Linked DNA regions of Homo sapiens: region 1 is linked to region 2. A link is a contact called in ENCODE Hi-C or POLR2A ChIA-PET data. All regions are on one chromosome and are shown on one strand. Each heading gives the region's core, a stretch centred on a gene start or an enhancer-like site at or near the end of the contact. The rest is flanking DNA. Distances are from core to core; before and after follow the strand shown.

Region 1 (2,700 bases), core at 142-2,641, 99 kb after region 2:
TTACAAGTTAGAACGTGCGGTATTTGATTTTCTGTTCCTGCATTAATTCACTTAAAATAATGGCCTTCAGCTGCAACCATGATGCTGCAAAGGACATGATTTTATTCTTTTTTATTGCTGCATAGTACTCCATGGTGTATATATAGCACATTTTTAAAAATTCAGTTCACCAGTAATGGGAACCACAACAAAACAAAGATGTCCACTCTTATTCAACATAGTACTGGAAGTCCTAGCCAGAGCAATCTGGCAAGAGAAAGAGATGAAAGACATCCAAATAGGAAAAGAGAAAGTCAATTTATCCCTATTCTCTGGCAATATGATTCTATATCTAAAAAACCCTAAAGATTCCTCCAAAAGACTCCTAGTTGTCACAAACAATTTCAGCAAAGTTCCAGGATACAAAATCACTTTTTTCTTAGAATTAAAAAAGAATTAAGATAAAAAGTGTTTAGGTACTTAGGTCTAAATATTTGTATTTCTTCAAATTGTCTTCCATTCATTAAGGTCCTCATATTCATATATAATGTTAAGTAAAATGCACATACACCATTTTGTTTTTAGTTTTTTTCAACTCAATATCATTTTATGTAAGCATCAGTCAACTAAGAACTTGGGTGACTTTTAGTTTCCTATTTTTAAAATGGAAAGAATAACATCTACCACTTATGATTATTTTGTGGATTAAATTATGTTAACATTGATGAAATCACCCAACAAAATAAACTCAGTGAAATCTGAGTTTAATGTCAGTGTACTGATAGAGCCCACAACATTGTAATTTTTAAAAAGTAATTCCCACATTTTGAGACGGTTTATTTAGCTAGTTCATCATCAGTGTCTAAAAGGGAAATTGCTAAACACAATTAGTGCATTCATAAATTGTATTCCACATGCTTCTGAAAAGGATAAGTAACTAAAATTTGTCACTTCTCTTATTAATTTGTTGATTAAAAACACAAAAACATATTTATACAGTGCTTTGCCATTTGAAAATTTCTTCCATTCACCTATATGAATCTGTTATAAACTTCATAAGGTTGATAGATATTATTATCCACCCTTTATAGATGAGAAAATAATTGAGCTTCAGAAAAGTAAATAACTTGCTCACAGTTTGTGTTACATTTAAGTCTTCGCATTCCAAATGCAGCATTCTTTTCACCATAGCATACAACCTGGACACATTGCTCACAAGAAATAATTGAATTTTGGGGTTCTGTTTATTTTTGTGAGTTTAATAGGTTTTCAAAGACGCTATAACTTTTTTAATGTGTATTTTGTTATTTGCAAACAAAGCTGTATGATTTACCATATGTGAGCCTACTGAATTTTCTGTTATGTAAACTGTCTATTCACATCCTTTGAATAGACAGGAAGTAGAATCTTTCACCACATCCTCTTTAGCCTGCTTCTTTGCCCTTACAACAAACAAAATTCATTCCATCGTGCTCAGCTGACTGACAATAACACTTCAATGAAATAAGCTTGTTGGAAAAGGCCTTTTTCATAAAGGTAAGACATGCAACAAAAGTTATGAGAACCAATTCAACTAGAAACCTTTAGTGTACCCTGAATCCCACAGATAAATGACCCTCAGCGTTCAGCTCTTTGGAAAGCAGGATGTTTCTGTCTGTACATACGCAAAGTCCACCAACTTTAGTCCTATTTCTGACCATTTCAGCACTGTTCTGGATACCAAAACAGGGTTCCCATGTGTCTTTCAGAGAGGGAATTTCCTAGAACAGCAGCTGGCCTCCACTACCCCAGACTGCCCACACTCCCAGGGTTTGTCTAGAGCCCATCTGGCCTTTGAGTTGGGGGGGTCAGAGGGGGTTGGGCAGGGGTATAGTTCCCCAGGGCATTCATTCCATACAGTCTGTCTCAGCGAGGGACTTTTTATTGTTTGCTCCCAACCTGCAAGCCCTGCCAACTTCAGCATTAAAGCAGTTAGGCACAGTGATGTTTCCCAAAGGGAAAAGAAGGAAAAACTTTATCAAGAAAATTGCTCTCTTTTTAAACTCCTGACCTTATTAAACATTGGAGAGAACAAAAACTGCTGACAGTCTTAAATATGTTGAGTACAATAAGCCAAAATTAGTTCTCAGAGCTAAATCTTGGCTGTCTAACTTAAATGATTTAGTCACCATCTTTTGGAAAGGACAATATGAACAACAGAGTTTTCAATAGATCACTGAGACCCAAAAAGAAAGGCGGACTGGAGTGCAGTGGCGCGATCACGGCCCATTGCAGCCTCAACCTCCCAGGCTCAGGTCATCCTCCCACCTCAGCCTACCAGGTCACTGGGACTACAGGTGCACACCACCACACCTGGCTAATTTTTGTATTTTTTGTAGAGAAAAGGTTTCGCCTTGTTGCCCAGGCTGGTCTCAAACTCCTGGGCTCAAGTAACCCACCCTCTTGAGCCTTCCAAAGTGCTGGGATTACAGGTGTGAGCCACTGCACCCAACCCTAAATTATTTCTTAATTGATATTGGTTTACTGCCTTTTACCATGAGCTGATATGCATAATCTTATCTGGCTCTCATAAGAAATTGTCTGGGAAAATATGATTCCTCGCTATTTTTTTTTCCCATGGGGAGTTTTCTAGTTAAAAAACAGAAAACCTGTTAGATAAATTTTAAAAGAGCTGTAACACTTCTCCATTCTTTTAAATGAAAACAACAGAGGTTCAGAAAA
Region 2 (2,914 bases), core at 130-2,629:
CCATCCATTTCTGGACTCAAATAATAAACACTTAGTCCTGCATCTGAATGAAGCTTTTTTTTTTTGCCTTTTCTTCACCTAAAACAATTCTCACTAACCTCAGGGGGTCAATCTTTTTCAACATGTTCTTAATACCCCAAGTACTAAGCTACTCTGTTTTTTGTTTGTTTTTTGTCTTTTTGCTTTTGTTTCATTTTTTTTGTCAAAAAGGCTCATAATATTTGGGGCTGCAAACTATTCATCATCCTGAGAGAATTCAGCTCTCTAATTCTGCACAGGAGTAGAACAGGCATTTCTGTTTCTACCCATTGTGGTATTTTAAAATATTAACCTCAAAAGATGCTCCATATCATACGTTATCAAGGAAATTCAAACTGAAACAATGAGATACCACTACACACCTTTGAGAATGAACAAAACCCAGAACTAACAACATCAAACGCTGACTAGGATGTGAAGCACAAGGACCCATTTATTGCTGGTAGGAATGCAAAATAGTACAGCTACTATGGAAGACAATTTGGCAGCTTTTTAAAAACTGAACACTCTTAACATATGATCCAGCAATCCTGCTCCTTGGTATTTACCAAAGAAATGGAAAACTTAGGTCCACACAAAAACCTGCACACAGATGTTTATAACAGCCTAATTCATAATTGCTAAAATTTGGAAGCAACTGAGATGTCCATCAGCAGATGAATGTATAAATAAACTGAGGCACATCCAGAAAATGGACTATTACTCAGTGCTAAAGAGAAATGAGCTATCAAGCCTTGAAAAGACATGGAGAAAGCTTAAATGCTTGTATACTAAGTGAAAGAAGCCAAACTGAAAAGTTACATACTATATGACTCCAACTATAGGATATTCTGCAAAAGGCAAAAATATAGAAACAGTAAGATGATCAATGGTTGCCAGGGGTTAGAAGGGAGGGAAGGAGGAATAGCCAGAGCACAGGGGGTTTTCATGACAATGAAAATACTCTGTATGATACTATATGGTGAATTCATGTCATTATACATTTGTCCAGACTCGTAGAATATACATCACCATGAGTGAACCCTAATGCAAATTATGGATTTGAGGTGATTATATTGTGTCAGTGCAGGCTTATCAACTGTAACAAATGTAACATCCTGATAGGAGATTTTAATAGTGGTGGAGGCTATGCATGTGTAGGGGTGGGGAGTATACAGGAAATCTCTATACCTTCCTCTCAATTTTGCTGTGAATCTAAAATTACTCTAAAAAATAGTCTTTTAAAAAATGCTAATCTCCTCAGTACCTATATACCAACACAGAGCTTTGTCCTTTTTTACAAGGTAGACACCCTTTGTTAAGCGTGATCAAACCTGTGAGCCAATTTCCTAGAAAAAATGTAATGCTAGGGGAGACTGTTCTGATTACCAAACAATGACTCAGTGTGTTAAAAGGGCAAACCTAAACTGAAAAAATCCTGTTGAAGACAGGCATGGTTTCCTGAGAAAGAAGATTATGAACAAGTAAGCTATATTTATCTAGATCTGGGTCTGCATTCTGTTAGAAATACTTTTGTTTTTCATCACTATTGCATTTTTAATATTCCAGCAAACTGTGATTGCTTAAATTGCTCAAAGATGTTAAATATTTATACTTTTGTGGAAGTCTTAAGATCAAGAAGAAAATGCACCTAATAGAAACAATCTGCTGGAGTGGTCAATAGGCCTGTTTAGACTGTGGCGGATGACATTATTCAAGCTGGCGAGTTATTTAGACTTGGATATTTTAAAGAGTAGAAATACTAAATAGCTAAATTCTATCACACTCAATAATTATTTGTATAATATTGAAGATATGATATTAGAATATTTTCTTTCAAAAAACTATGCTGAGTCTGTTCTGCTATGTGCCAGTTCATTGCATATGTACAGTAAAAAATTAGAAGTTTACCTTCAAATATCTAAAAAAAAAGTAATAATAAATTAGATAATTCCTAAGACTAAAGAACAAAACGAAAACTTTTATTTTCACTGTGGCCTTCAATATACTTCCCCATACATATAAACTTTTCTTCCTAGCTCATTACACACAAGCCACTCTGAGCTTCTTTCAGTTCCTAAACATACCTAATTTCATGCTTGCTTAAAGACTTTCTACCTGCCATTCCTTTTTCTGGAATATTCTTCCCCAATTTTTCACAAGATTTAACCACAAGAGCAGGGAATTTTAAAAGCAGGGACTTGGGAGTACGAATACCAGGACACTGTGAATTAATATATGTAAATGACTGAAATATAATTAAGTGCTTAATAGTTATAGGTCATTATTGTGTTGCTTGTCATCATTAGCCTTCTATTCTCAGCTCTGATGTTACCTCCCCGTAGAAAGAAGCCCCCTCTGAACATTGAAAGTAGAGATTCTCCTGCCATCCTTCCTTCTCCAACCTGGTCACTCTCTGTCACATCACCTTTTCCATTTCCTCCCTGCAAATGAGGATTGCCTAATGAATAGCATTTTATAGAAAGGCTAAACTCTGGAAACACTTGCCATATTTTTAATAGTCAAATTCTTTCTCTAGTTTCTGTAGGTAAAGAATTTGTTAAACTTGTCCCAATGAAAGTGACAAAAAGTCAGCACTTATTTTTAGATAAGTAGAACAACCATCTAAATGGCATTACAGACTGGGCATGGTGGCTCATGTCTGTAATCCCAGCACTTTAAGAGGCCAAGGCGGGCAGATTGCTTGAGCCCAGGAGTTCGAGATCAGCCTGGGCAATATAGTGAAATCCCATCTCTATAAAAAATAAAAATAAAAAATTAGCTGGGCATGGTGGTGTGCACCTATAGTCCCACCTACCTTGGTCGTACCACTGCACTCCAGCCTGGGTGACAGAGTGAGACCCTGTCTCAAAAAAAATTAAATTAAATTAAATTA

The links. Hi-C counts contacts between places; a loop is a spot of excess contacts on that map. ChIA-PET counts read pairs that join two places held with the same protein, here RNA polymerase II (POLR2A). Pooled maps may share reads with other maps.
Region 1: a map of heart left ventricle shows a loop between it and region 2 (1.9-fold over the local background). The contact joins two enhancer-like sites. A Hi-C loop is called at or near these places in 1 of 168 maps with a recorded cell type or tissue (heart left ventricle) and 5 of 50 pooled maps. POLR2A ChIA-PET finds 5 or more read pairs at or near these places in 1 of 52 experiments (AG04449).

The regions. Positions count from the first base shown.
Region 1 is chr12:89,279,625-89,282,324 of GRCh38, forward strand. It overlaps the pseudogene RNU7-120P. Among named protein-coding and RNA genes, the nearest start is that of DUSP6, 72 kb to the right of the region's middle. Within about 2 kb of position 1,392, at least 6 of the 41 ENCODE cell types and tissues checked have a DNase peak (open chromatin) inside an H3K27ac peak, as active enhancers do.
Region 2 is chr12:89,180,297-89,183,210 of GRCh38, forward strand. No RefSeq gene overlaps it. Among named protein-coding and RNA genes, the nearest start is that of LINC02458, 160 kb to the left of the region's middle. Within about 2 kb of position 1,380, at least 4 of the 41 ENCODE cell types and tissues checked have a DNase peak (open chromatin) inside an H3K27ac peak, as active enhancers do.